Linked DNA regions of Homo sapiens: regions 1 and 3 are each linked to region 2. The links are chromatin loops, found by intact Hi-C in ENCODE. Cell type or tissue: IMR-90. All regions are shown on one strand.

What was found. Peaks named below come from ENCODE experiments on the same cell type or tissue, not always from the same donor. Only the 100,000 strongest peaks of a DNase experiment are listed, where the experiment ranks them.
Region 1: it touches region 2 in a loop (8-fold over the local background); 17 of 110 quality-filtered maps call a loop at or near these places.
Region 3: it touches region 2 in a loop (2.6-fold over the local background); 84 of 110 quality-filtered maps call a loop at or near these places.

Annotation. Positions count from the first base shown.
Region 1 is chr10:88,550,264-88,555,263 of GRCh38, reverse strand. All of the region lies in intron 4 of RNLS (renalase, FAD dependent amine oxidase), which reads left to right. Among named protein-coding and RNA genes, the nearest start is that of RNLS, 31 kb to the left of the region's middle. In IMR-90, a CTCF peak has its summit at 1,894; a DNase peak (open chromatin) is centred at 1,893.
Region 2 is chr10:87,653,639-87,658,638 of GRCh38, reverse strand. No RefSeq gene overlaps it. Among named protein-coding and RNA genes, the nearest start is that of PAPSS2, 3.7 kb to the left of the region's middle. In IMR-90, a CTCF peak has its summit at 1,984 (motif pointing left); a DNase peak (open chromatin) is centred at 1,098; H3K27ac peaks cover 1,107 bases.
Region 3 is chr10:87,720,205-87,725,204 of GRCh38, reverse strand. It overlaps PAPSS2 (3'-phosphoadenosine 5'-phosphosulfate synthase 2), which reads right to left. Exons shown (of 13, transcript NM_001015880.2): 8 at 3,435-3,449. Among named protein-coding and RNA genes, the nearest start is that of PAPSS2, 63 kb to the right of the region's middle. In IMR-90, no CTCF peak of the experiment used is centred here; no DNase peak of the experiment used is centred here.

The DNA of each region.
Region 1 (5,000 bases), 900 kb before region 2:
TGGGAATGAAAGCCAGATTGGAGAAGGCTCAAGAAACAAATGGGAAGGGAGGACACCGAGACAGTGTGTTTAGACCAGTGTTTCTCACTTTTTCATGATCACCTCCTTAAAGAGCTTTCTTAGACATTTTTTTCTAATCCTCCCCTCTCCATGAAATTCCAGTATCACAGGTATACTTTTGTTATGTATTGTATATATATATCTATGCCTTACATATACAAAGAGCAAGTAATTTTTGCCTGAAAGAATTAATTTTTGACCTTCTGGAGTGATATCACTCCTATTGAGAATGGCACGGAATAGACAATTTTTTAGATGAGCTTTTCTGTGAAGCAGGGCAAATAATTAGGCTGTTAGAAGATGAGGTTGGATCAAGTTTTTATTGTATTGTATTGTATTTTTAAGATAGGATACATTATAATATGTTTAGGTGCTGATGGAAACAATCTAGTAGAAAGGGGAAAATTGATTATGTAGGAGCAAGATTGAACAGTTACAGAAGTCATGGTCTTGAATAAGAGACAGAGGATGGGCCTCAGATGGGAACCAGACAGTTCTCCCAAAATAATACACAAAGGAGGGCAGAGCACATCAACACAGATAGATGATACTTTTGGAGGTGAGGGCCTGTGGAAGTCCTCTTCTGCTTGATTTGTTTTCCCAGAGAAACAAGAAGCAAGATCATCAGCTGAGATTGAAGAGGGGCTGAAGACGTTGAAGATTTGTAGAGAGAGGGGAAGTGTTCTGTGGTCATGTAGTGGGGGTGAATTGAGTAGAATATAGTAGGATAGCTAGGCAGCACTAAGACTCAATTCAAATTAGTGATCATAAGTTTAAACTGCAATCAGTCAATATTTTTCCCCTCCACGACTTGATCTTCTCTAAGCACATTACATACTTTAAATATTTGAGTGAATGAATAAATGAATCAAAAAGTTAGTTAATGCTATTTACGCTGCATACATGTAAGATTTTTTCCATTTACTATTTATATGTTTTCAATTGGAATGTTTTATACAACAAATGTTAAAATTAAGGACTTCAAATAAGAACATAGAATAACATGCCCAAGTTCAGCTTTTTTTTTTTGGATCAAACTAATTAAAATCAACAATGATTTCAACAATGATTCAGTGCCTTTTTTCTTTTGGTTGGTGATGTTGCTCATTGTGGGCGAAGTATGTAAAACTGACAACTAATTTTGAATCTTTCCATATATATTTTTATAAAAAAAGGAAACTAAAAGTAAATGGTAGTTTCTTTCAGGATGTGGTGTTCATTCTTTAGAAATTGTGAACTCTGCTTAAAACATTTATGTATCCATTTATTTTTTCAATAAATATTTTCTTAGGATCTCTTCTCTTACCAGTCACAGAAAAGACAAAACTGAATAAAGCATGATTTCTACCTTGAAGTATATTATAGGCATCTGGATGTTTTTCTAGTTTTTAGACGAGGTGGGTATATGTTTCTTTAGCGTACATAGAGGTAGACTTGAACTAATATATTTAAAGAACCAGGCTTCTATGTGGTACAATGTAGAATTAGCATTAATAAAGACGGAATGTTACGAAATTCATAAAAGAAAAAATTCAAACACATTAGTAAATTTAGTGCATTATATATAAAATCTTAATGGTAGGGTCTCTGCTCCTTTACTAGGAAGCAGTGTGCTCATGGAGACTGTGCTTTGTCATGACTACAATTGTGTACTATATAAAATCTTAATGAGAGATTACCATTAGATTCTTAAGATTGTTATACTTCTCTTTTTCAAGACCATTTGGTGGTTTTGAGAAGTTAAGAGCTTTATAAGCCTGACAGTACTTGTGATTCAACCTTCTATTGAGGCCAAGTGGGGACCTGGAACTCTCAGACTGCAGGACACACAGATGAACAGCATGTGGCAGTGTTTAAATGTTCTTCTGAAAGCCAATGCCACAGGCTTAAGACAATTTAGGGCAGTTCTCTGTGATGATTGCAAATGCATCCCAGGATTATATTTTTCTTTTATATTGCTATGTGTCATGCTTTGTTTGCCAAACAGAAAGAAAATGAATAGGCAGTTTTCTGGTGCAATTCTTAGTAAACAAATTGTCAAAATGAACTCCATCCATTGCTTAAGAAATACATAAACACAATTTAGTCACTGGATGTGTCTGTATGTAGGTTGTTCCTATGGAGAATTTTAGTTTGACCCATGTTTTTGTTTGTCTTTTTGAAAATTCTGATAGACTAAGGTTCTCTTTGTTTTCATAATAGTCCCTATTCCCCCTAAAATAGTAAGCTATCAAATTACCGAGGTTTTATTTGTATAAATGTAGTTGCACATATCTAACTTAATAAATTGTGAATTGATTTTTATCATGACTTTAAGTCATAGGTATTATTTGAATGAAAGAAAACTAAGCTGTTGGGTTATTTTTACAACGTTCATAGAGAATTTTCTTTCATGTAGATTTTTTCCATATAGCATATACAATAGAATACATTTTAAGCTATTCCCTATATATGTGTGTGTATATGTGTGTCTGTGTGTATAGTGTGTATGTATCCTCATCATAGTCCTTCACATTTTAAGATGATAGCACTCAGTGATTGAAATCTTTATATAATAATATAATTGAGGAAAAATCTGTGAACACAATTGTCATTATCAGACAATAGATTTATAAAATATTTTAATCAGTAACTGTTGTCCTTAAGCATGAATATCCTTACTACTCTTCTACCTTTTACATTTGCTGTTATCGCAAACACTTTGCTTAGAGCAAATGTGATTCCTTATTGCCCAAATGCTTATTGCATTCCAATTTATTATAATACACATACATCTGTTCAGCACTCACTGTGTTCCTGGAATTGTCCCAGAGTCTGGGCTTCCATCCTTTAATGAGACCTAGCCTAGTTCTTAAGGAGCTCACAGTGGGAAGACATGTCTGTTGCACTTATCTTCTAGTTGCTTCTGAGCTTCCCTGCTTTGTTTACAGGTTGGCTTTAGGGCAGCCTCTGCTCATTTCTTCTGCCTTTCTTACCAGTTCTGGCTCTGCTGCTTGTTAGCTGTGTGACCTTGGGGACAGTTACTTGATCTCTCTGAGTCTCTGATTCCTCTTCTGTGTAATGAAGTGATAAGTCCTACCTCATGAGGGCATTTGGGAAGATTAATAAATAAGATAATGTGTTAAAGCATCTAGTAAATTGCTGGCATATGCTAAGTGGTCAATGAAAGAAACTGCTGCTGCCATTTGACTTGTGTTCGTTATGTGCCTGGCACTCAATTGCTAAGAAACAAACTTTAGTTCGTTTTCATTCCCTTGCTGCTGCACTTTCTTCAAACACATCGTCAGATGGGAATTTAGAACTAGAGTAAATAACAATAGCTCCAACTTATGAGTACCCATTATGTGCTAGATATTTTACTGGTTGGTAACAATTCTTAAAACAACCCAGCGTTGTTATTATCCCCACCATATAGAGCAAGATGGGAGAGATAAAAGTGACCTTCTAACCCTGCAAAACTACCCACCAGAAGAGCCAAAATACTGACTACAAAGCTTGTGTTCTTCTTCTTTTTTTTTTTGCAACCAGTCATTTTCTCCAGTCTCTTCCAATTCTAAAATATTTTAAAGATTTTTTGAAAAATTCATGTGTATTATGATCACAAGCACTAGATGTTTTCATTTGAGCACAAACTCCAAAGTAGGAGCAGTAGAAGTTTTCACTTGAGCACCAATTCAAATCCATATGCCCAATGATGTCATTAACAAGTTAAAAATACAGAAATACGCATTTTCATAAATAAGTGTGACTATTAGTCCATGGACAGGCCGAAGTTCCCTAAATAGTTCTCAGATCTTGCCATCCACATTAGTTGATTTTTCTGTATCAGCTGAAAGCAGAATTCTTTTTAAAGGGGGAAGCAGTGGTTTCTTTCTTTAGACTTTTGAAAATATTAAAAAATTTTAGATAAAATTGACCATTTTGATTTTTAATAAGAGGTTTGTTTTGATATTTTAACTTTAGACATATGAGGCAAATTTTGAAAACCTATGCTGGCTTCAGTAAAGTAGTTTTTTGGCTTTTCTTCTATATCTTGGCCTGGGTGGCCTGGGGACATCAGGCACGAAGAAGAGACGGCGCAGTTAAGGAGGTGGACAGCTGATCCATGTGGTTCACTTGATGAGCCATGCCTTCTGGGTTTAATATAGCAAGAGTTCCTGATTTGAGAAAGGGGAATTTGCGGGTGTGTATTTTCTTTGGAAAAACTGAACAAACTATAAAATTGAATCAGAATAATTATAGTTCTATATAGAATCCTAAATATCAGCCTCTAAATGGTTACCTCGGGCAAATGCCAATCTATCTGGACTTCATCTTTCTCCTCTGTAAAATGAGACCATTGAACCCTAGATCTCTAAGATCCCTTCTCAATCTAAATCCAATCTAAAATGATTCTCTGAAGAGGCAGGCATATGTGTGTGTGTAATTGCTGTTTGAAGTGTGAATTAGTTAAACACAAATTCATAGGATGTAGATATCAGAAAATGTGTTTATAAAATGTTAATGTGGGTGAGTGAGAGAGAAATATTTTATTGTTGTTTATAAACACCTTAGTTAACACATTTACACCTTTGCTGAATACATTAGATTTTGGGGGAGGAAACAAAAAGGCTTATATTCAAACCAGGATCCAATTGGATTTTAAAAAATGGTTAGTTTATTTGTCTTTTTCAACCACTGAATTTGAGTTTCTTGAGTCTTTCTCTATCTCTACCACTTTGTACTTCCCCAAGTAAATATTTCTTAAATGAATGAATTATTAATTGAATGACAAAATCCCCGTTGTACTTGATTAAATATTGCAGACAAATAGGAGAAAATTAGATTCCCTCAATTTGTACTCTTCTGTGGCCTCAACTATTCCATCACCTAATATCTACATAAGTTACATTGAAGGAAAAAAAATCAGTTACCAAAGGAAAACAAATTCCTTTTATCCT
Region 2 (5,000 bases):
CTCTAGTGTTCCTGCTGTGAAAGAGTTGGAGTAATATTCTATGGAGGTGAGGGATGGGACTTTTCTTTCATACCTAATTGTATTTCTGGAAGACTGCCAGCTTTCCAGACAGACACTTGATCTGAGTATTCATTGACTGCCCTTCGCCGTGGGAAGGTGGGAAAGAAAAATAAATCAGGAGTCAGAAACGTAAAAGGCAGCCTGCATGTCTGTACAGTCTAGAGTTGTAAGCTGATTTATTTTCTTACTCATTTTGAGTAAACTGCCACCACTGCCTTCCAATGTAAGCAGCTAGGGGCAAATACTGAGTTTGAGTTTCTGTTCTGCATACAAACTAGCACATTTTAAATGTATATGAAGTTTAAATAGCAACATCCTATTCTTATTTCATTGGAAAAATCCTTTTATATTAGTTTCCACCATATCTTAGACTCTGCCAGATCTTGCCCTAAGAAAAGGTAAAGTAAATGTGAATTGAAAAATAGCAATTTGCGGCCTGGCACGGTGGCTCATGCCTGTAATCCCAGCACTTTGGGAGGCCGAGGCAGTCAGATCACCTGGTATCAGGAGTTCGAGACTAGACTGACCAACATGATGAAACCCTGTCTCTAATAAAAATACAAAATTAGCCAGATGTGATGGCATATGCCTGTAATCCCGGCTACTTGGGAGGCTGAGGCAGGAGAATCGCTTGAACCCGGGAGGCAGAGATTGCAGTGAGCCGAGATTGCGCCATTGCACTCCAGCCTGAGTAACAAGAGTGAAACTCCATCTCAAAAAAAAAAAAAGAAAAATAGCAATTTGCGTGATTGTTATTTTGTTTTTATATTGCATCTAAAAACAAAAAGCTGTCTTCTTGAAACAGGAAGTTAAGGACAAATACGTAAGCTACTTCCTGGAAAAGAAATATATGATTGTTTAGATCTGGGAGAGGTTGTGAGATCATTTGTCCAATTTCCCCATTCCTGTATTTTACATATGAGCAATGTAAAACTGGCGCTTAGGGAAGGGAGGGCATCTGACCGTAGTCACTAGTTAGGAGCAGAGCTGAGGCTTTAACGCAGGTCAGCCTGACTTCCCAAGTGCTCTGACCCCAAATGTCCTGCCCACTGAGTCACCCAACTTCCACGCCAACTATTTCAATACCCCATGATAACTGTAAACAGGACTGCTTATCTTGTTTTAGATTTCATTCATTCTCAAAAATTATTTTGGAATAGGCATTCTTTTACTGTGAAAATGGAGGCCTCAGTTCTTTTGGACTCAAGCTAGGCTGTTTATGACCCTTTGATGTCACAGATCACCAATTTAGTCGTGATTCAGCACAGCAGTTTACTAAAAAGCAAAACACTCTTTTTTTATTTTCTCAGGGTCTTTCCTTTTAAAGGCAATAGATTTCTTTTTCATCTCACTACCCTCTTGCTCTTAGGAGAGGACATTCCTTCTGAAAAGATATGAGCAACGAGAAACTTAATTTTCGGAGCCTATGATTCGGACATATAGGAACTGGGAGAAGACTCATTCAGGGGACAGAGGAAGGATTGAGGTCTTCTGCTTCATATAGACACAGAATCTGTAACTTCTTCAGTAGTGTTCCCTCCAAGACTTCCCTGAAAAACACCATAGATAACATTGTGCCAATTGATCATCCCTGATACTACTGATAACATTTACATGAAGGTTTCCCCTGTACCACCCCTTCTCCACCATCTCATTTTCATTTCTTCCTTCCAGAAGCTGTCTGCACTTGCATAACTTAATAAAATGGTGATTGCTAGTTGATCCTTATATTGTTTAGAAAAGATAGAATCAGTCAACTCCTCCAAATAAACAGGAGAAGGATATACAAAGAATGCCAGTGTTGGTGAGATGTTTATGCCACAGTTTCTCCAATGCATTTTAGGGGGGCTCATCATATTAGGGGCTCTAACGTGGAGGCAACACCACTGGGTGGTCATTACAAGGAATGTGACTATATTGCCCCCTCGTGGTTGTAATGCATAAATGCTGAACAAGACCTGAAACCCCCTAAACAAAAATAAGTGCAGCATTCCACTGGGTGAAGAGCACTTAGTGAAAATCTTTGAGGATCTGAACACTTTTCTCAGGCACAGGTACTACTTAGATGAGCAAGATGTGGTCCCTGTCTTCAAGAAACTCACAATCTATTGAAAGAGAAAGATACCCGACTCCCTTCCTGCCGCCCACTGGTTCCCCATCACTTCAATACATAATTGGTTGAACAGGTAAAGATGATACGTGCATGCCTTAGACATTTTATTTTGACTTAACACATACACGTCACTAATCTTTTGATATGGGGCCAAAGGCTTCTAATTGTGACATGAGTCTACTGATAGGAACTTCATAAACTACTTTCATTAGGCATCTTCAACAATTTCCAGGTTGGAATTTTATAAAGTGAAGTTAGAAATTAAGGGCACTTAAAAAAATCTGAAAGGAGATTCTTTCAAGATTACTACATACCCCTCCCCTATCCTGTCTGTAGTTTTGCCTATGGCTCATTCAAAAGTACGATTTCTAGCATCTTATCTTTCCAAAGCATCCATCTGTTTTCATAGAAAACACAACTCTTTCACTCATGTGCTATTCACTCAAGTGACATCTAGTTAAATTACTTAATTAAACTAACAAGTACGACTGGCAGAAATAGGTTTGAGAACAAACAATGGATCCCAGCAAACACGCAGCTTAGGTGAAGAAGTGTCTGGGCATTTCAGTGCATCCTCCTGTTGAAGAACATTGAGTTCACTGTGGGCATCAGTCATTGTTTTCTCTCAAAGAAACCCAGAATATGGATTAAACTGGTCAGTAAATTAAAGGAGATTGTGAGTGCACAAAGGAGGGACATCTAGTTCAACCTTGGGAGGAGAGTGGGGACTGATGTCAGATTTTCTTGGGGAAAGATCATATATGAACTGAGACTTTAAAAAATGGTAGGAGCCAGGCATGGTGGCTCAGGCCTGTAATCTCAGCACTTTGGGAGGCTGAGGCGGGTGGATCATTTGAGGTCAGGAGTTCAAGACCAGCCTGGCCAACACGGTGAAACCCCGTCTCTACAAAAAATACAAAAAAATTTTAAAAAAAGCCAGGCGTGGTGGTGCGCACCTGTAATCCCAGCTACTTGAAAGGCTGAGGCACGGGAATCACTTGAATCCAGAAGGCGGAGGTTGCAGTGAGCCAAGATTGTGTCACTGCACTCCAGCGTGGGTGACAGAGTGAGACCCTGTCTCAAAACAAAACAAACAAACAAAAAACACAAGTGGTAGGGTTTTTGTCAGCACTCCCCTCTGTAAGATGGATGTGTGTGTAAGCTTGAAAATTGTAAAGCAGAGAGATGCATGAAATAACATGGTATGTTCAGAAAATTATAAGTATCTGTATTGCTGATTTTAGAAAATGCAATTGAAGAGTAGGGAAAGTTGTAACTGAGGACCTACCACATATAATCAGGTAGCAGCGTGCTTTTGCACGTTCTCTTCTTCATGCCCTTCGGAGTGTGTTAGCCATGTGGCTGGCCTCCCATTTGTTCAGTAGTAATTAGGGACACTTCCCAGGTCCAAGAAGGAGAAGTCACTGTCCTGAGGTGCCCATGGTCTGATGTGGGAGATGGAGATGTACACAAATAATTCTGATTTTTTTTTTTGAAATGGAGCCTCACTCTGTTGCCCAGGCTGGAGTGCAGTGGCACCATCTTGGCTCACTGCAACCTGTGTCACCTGGGTTCAAGCGGTTCTCCTGCCTCAGCCTCCCGAGTAGCTGGGATTACAGGCATCTGTCACCGCACCTGGCTAATTTTTGTAGTTTTAGTAGAGACAGGGTTTCACAACCTTAGTCAGGCTGGTCTTGAACTCCTGACCTCGTGATCCACCCGCCTCGGCCTCCCAAAGTGCTGAGATTACAGGCATGAGCCACCGTGCCCAGCTGTACACAAATAATTCTAAGGAAATGTGATTAATTGCTGGAATAAAAGGATATTTAGAGTAATTTAAAAAGTACATAAAAACAGAGGTGATGACTGCTGGACTATGAAGAGATCCTATGACTGGTGATATTTAGCCTGAGTTTTCAAGGTTAAAAGGAAGTTGAACAGGAGGGTGATCTGTCACCCTACTGATGGCCAAAGCTGCTTCAGCTGATGCCTCGGGCTGCATGAGGTATTCACTTCTTACCCTGCTATTTCTGGTTCTTCCTTCCTGAAGTACTCCAGCCTATCAGTAAATACCCAGGTATAGTACACAGAGAAAAAGTGATAGGCAAACATTGCACTGGCAGCACTGACCCTATCACCAAAAGGCTGCCCAGAGATCTTAGGTGGCCAGTGGAAAAATCCTTACTCCCAGGCAAAAGTAATGCTCTTCTGCCATTTCTTGAATGAATCCAGTTTGAAGTTATTATCTAGTTTTTGTATTCACGTAAAAAAAGTATATTTATTAGTGTACTCACACATTGCATAAAGGAGAAACAATTTGGGTATTTATGGAGATATACTTCAAAATTCAACAAACCTTAGCGAAAACAACAGTTACACTTGTTTAATGTCAGACAAATCATTTACTTCAGTTATTAATAACTAATTGGCTGAGTTTTTCAGACTTCAACAGGTTCTTTTTTTTTTCTTTTTTTTTAAGAATTGTCTCACTCTTGTCGCCCAGGCTGGAGTGCAGTGACGCGATCTCACTGCAACCTCCGCCTCCCAGGTTCAAGCAATTCTCCTGTCTCAGCCACCTGAGTAGCTGGGATTACATGCATCTGCCACCACACCCAACTAATTTTTGTACTTTTTAGTAGAGATGGGGTTTCACCATGTTGGCCAGGCTGGTCTCAAACTCCTGACCTCAGGTGATCCACCTGCCTCGGCCCCCCAAAGTGCTGGGATTACAGGCATGAGCCACCGCGCCCAGCCAACAGGTTATTTTAAAAGGTGTTTAGCAAGGTGAAATAGATCTTAATCTATGTCACTAGAGGTTTATTTGAAA
Region 3 (5,000 bases), 67 kb before region 2:
CTAGGCCACAGTACTCAGATATTTAGTCAAACATTATTCTAGATGTTTCTGTAGAGGTACTTTTTAGATGGGATTAACATTTAAATCAGTAGACTTTGAGTAAAGTAGAGTACCCTCCAGAATGTGAGTGGGCCTCATCCAATCAGTCAAAGGCCTAATTAGACAAAAGACTCTTCTCCCCAGAAAAGGAGAGAATTATGCCAGCAGACCGCCTGTGGACTTGAACCGCAGGTCTTCTCGGGGTCCCCAGCCTCCCAGTTTTCGGACTTGCCAGATTCCACAATCACACGAACCAATTCCTTAAAATAAATCTCTCTCTTTCTATGTGTGTATGTGTGTGTGTGTGTGTGTGTATAGACAGAGATTTATTGTATACCTATATATAATACATAGATATCCATATGTAACATACAGATATATTGTTATCTATTCAGATATATATCAGAAATATTATATAATTCAGATATAATATCTATATGTTATATATAGATATCAATGTATAATACATAGAGAGATAAGGCTCCATAATAATAAATAATTTATTAAAATAATGTATATATATAATTAATATATGTATAAATTAATATATGTACATGCATATATATAAATTTATTTAAATATGTTACATATATTTTATATCTATGTCTATATAGAGAGATGCATATCTGTATATAGATAGACACACAGATATGCATCCTGTTTGTTCTGTTTCTCTGGAGAACCCTGACTATACAAGGTTCTAACACTGAAACTGAAATACAGAGTTATGGGGGTTCTTTAGTGTGGGAGCCAACAATCCCACAGGTCTCCCCATCTTCAGGGCACCATTACATTAGTGCCCAGTTTAATAACTGGTAAAACTAATAATGACAGAGTCATTTTTAAAAGTTCCTTTATATTGAACATATTCTCTTTTTTTTTGAGTGAATACTTTTTTTTTTTTAGTAAGACTATTTTGAAATGTTTCTAAATAAGATAGTTAATGTGTAGTTGGTTTTCAGTCTGGGGCTTAAAGGGATAAAATTTGGCTTTCTAAAAACATCTCATTTCTCTATGATTCTAGATAATGTAAAAAAATGTACAAAACGGTGTTCCTCCTACAATGATGCCCTCACAAATAGGCTATTCTCTCAATTATACTCACAGATGAGAAAATGAGGGCTCATGGTTAAGCGTATAACACAAAATAATATTAGGGACAATTTTGTGAGAGTTCTCAAGTTCAAGATTCAGAAGAGAATGAAAGGAAGGTGAATAAAGAAAACATTTAACTCCAGAGGAAGCAAATGCAGTTATTTATGGACCTGAGGGAATGTGCCATGATTAATGAAGCCATTTAAACCTAACTTTTCAATGCAACATTTAGAAGGCCTCTGACAGAGTTAAAGATTAGAGTTCTATTCCTTCGGGGCATAAGACTCCCCCTAGTAGTTATGAAACTAAACTTTCCAGGCATATCACTTTGCACCTTTTAAACACTCTCCAAAGGTTACTAGAACCTAAAGAATGTCACCGGAAATAGACAGCAACTGCCGGCAATAAACAAATCCGGTCTATCATAAAATCCTGCAATATACTTTGAGACCCTTTATAAACCACAAACTAGATACTGTGTACATACAGAAAGTAATGGTGTGTCATTCAAATAACTCTTTGTTTCAACGTTCTCGGGCAATTAGAGCAGCTAAGTCCTTTGCAGAGAACACTAAATTCAAAGGCAGCAGTTCTCCCTTTTACTATGTGTGTCATTCAACTTTTCTAAACTCAGTTTCCTCACTGGAAAAATGGGCTAATAAATGACATGTATCTCCATGGGTTGCTGCAGGGGGCAAACTGTAAAGCACTATGTTAATGGAGGTTGCTGATGGAAGATGATTAAATCCACTGCATAGTCTAGTTGAGGAAAAGGGAGAGAGGCTAACAAAGAATAACCCCTTCAGAAATGCTGTCGTTGTCACTAGAAATCATGCTTTCTGTGGATTGCTTACTGACCACATTGCTGAAAGGAAGACCATGATATTTGCCTCTGCTTATAAAGAATGACTTGGCCGAAATAAAGCAAAATGCAAAGCAAAATGTGGAGCAGGGTGCTGAAAGAACCTAGCGCTGCCTGCAACACGTCTGTAACGTTGCCTTCCATCAAGTATTCTGACTTGAAATCCAAGGGATGTTTCACTGTTGCAGCCACCTCCTCTTGTCCACTAGATTCCTGACCAATTTAGCCTCTAATCTACCTTCATCTTGGCCTTGAGTGAAAATCTGAAATGACTAAATAACACTCTGGCAGGTTGTCTCAATAAGGAAGTGAATCTGTGGGATGTTATAGAAAGGAGTTCTGCCAAGTAATAATGCCAACTGATCTTATAAGCCTGTAGCTACAACACTACATGTGTATACACAGATTTACTGTAGTTTCCCTATCATCTTTATCAACCTTTCTAATATATAAACGTATCCAACTATTACTAAGATGTAATACTTGAACTGTGCTGAAACATCACCCATGACTTTCAACCCTGACTTGAGTTTTCAGCCTTTTCCTTCATGTGCTTCATTTGGCTCTGGTGGGCACTGCCTTGATTATTTTATTGTGGTATATCTTATTTTGAAAAAGAATATTGTGGTTCTTTAACCACAGTAAGTCCAAGAGATAGCTTATTGTTCAATGGAATGATTTTTCTTTTGCTTTCAATAATTTTCAAGCCTTCTGTGTTAGCCTTATAGATCTGCTTCATGGTTGTTTGGGACTGTTTCTGTGCAAAACCTAAATTACTTTTTATTGCTTAACTGGGCTTTTTAAAGGAAAAACAACAATGATGAAAGCAACACCAAAGATAGATGACATATTCAGAATTCTACCTTTTCATTCTTGTACAATGCAGAAGTTTACAGTCACAGCAAATGTATATTTACTCCCAGTTCCATAACAAGCAACCATAATGGCTTGAAATTAAGTTCATGCATAATCATACATTGCAAACAAATGAAGTACAATCATACACAATCCAACCAGGTACATTCAGTTTAAATCGATTTATTCTTCATCAACTTAAAATCTTTTATAAACACTGTAGGAAAAAAAATTTCCAGCTTTGTGAAACTAAATGAGGACCAACAGTCATTGGAAGAGGATCATAAATGTAAAAGACTCAGGAACAAAATGTACAATGATAATTTAGAAACAAGTTTACTTTTGTCAGCCAAATGCTACATCATACACAATAGCTACATCTGGTTGGGAAATTTCCTGTTGTTTGGACTCCAGTCTAAAGAAAAATACAGTGTTATTCTACTATAGCTGGTTGGATCATGAACTAATAGCGATTCCAACTGGTTAATGTAGATTTTCTTTTAGTTATGTTCTTAACCATTTCCAGTTAATTTAACATATATAATTATAATAATTTAGCTACTTGGAAAGTTAAAGTACATACCAGGAAGGGCCATGCCTAGGGAAATATAAACACAATTAAGAAACATTTTCAGCTCTCCACCAAACGAATCTTACAGCAACAATGTCAAAGAACAAATTCCTATTATGACACTTCACATATACAACATACAAATATACTAGCTTTGTCATGCTATTTTTAAAAATAGAGAGTATATAATAGCAAAAAGCTGGTGAAATCAGAACTTGTATGGAATGTTGTTCAATACAATCCAAAAGCATTGTTCAGATGTTTATCTGGTTTTCTAATTTTTTATTTATTTATTTTTCCATCCACTGGGAAGAGATATCTGTTTTAAAATAATTATAACATATGTTAATGTCCCCTCCAGCTTCACCAAGAAGTTTTCTCTTGCAAACATGTGATCTCACAACCACTGTAGAATAGTTTCCAAACTAGGCTTTGGGAGCAAGTATAGAAGCAAACTGCCCTAGAACATCCTAGAATCTCACATGGTTAGAGGACATGAAAATATGCTCAGCAGAACAAGCACCAACATTAGATCCAGGACAACCTGGATTTAAGTCTAGGCTTCAAATAAGTTATTTAACCTTTCTAATACATATTTTCTCAAGTGGACAAAATATCTTCACAGTGGTATTATCCTGATTAAATGTAATAATCTATGTCAAACTCCAGTGTCAGAACACAATTGGTGCTCAATAAGTGCTGGTGATATATGCAGAGTACTCTCACACCCTCCCTTGGAAAGTCAGAGCTGCGGAAGAATAGCCATTAAATGATGGAGTCTCACAAGGCTCCCCTGTCTTGATCCTACTTGGATGCCATCAGTCAACACAAGCTTGAGGTTGCATTTTTAAATTTAAATGTGACATTTATGATCAAAGGGTCTGTGACAACCCTGGAACTATACTTCTAGTGAGAAATAAAGTGATATGATACACTGATATAAAAGTAGATTCTTGAGTAATAATATGGAGTGACTCATACTACACAATTATCATATACTCTAACAAGTGATTTGGTTTTTGTTTTGGGGTTTTTTTTTGGCTTTTGGACTGAGTAGACAGAACTATTTTATTTTTAAATTTAGGGGAAAATATAAACCTTTGAGAAAATTAAAACCAACAAAATATTTTTAGGAGACATGGTCAGAATAAAAACAATGTTGCTTTCAGATTGTAGGTAATCAAGAAATTTGCAATGGTTTGAAGGAAGACAAAAGTGGGCACATGTCTGTGGCTGTGGAGATCATTTCAAATTTTCAATGGCAGTGACTCAAACCTTCATGAATTGGTTACAATTAAATGATATCTATATAAATGATATCTTGCCCAACATTCTGACATAGAAATAAATCACTTTTTACAATTTAACTCTGTCTCCTCAGTCCAAACGCCATCAGGTGAGGCACTGTCAGGAGCCTCTGTTGCTGCGTTTCAAATGGCTTCCTCCTGATACCCTCCAGGCTGCTCTCCAGGTGAAAGGGAGCCCAAGCCCCTACTCCCTTCTACTGGGGGAGTGAGGCAGTTCCATTTTGTTGTGTAGATTGCCTCTGATTTTTGAAATGAAATAAAGAATTATCTG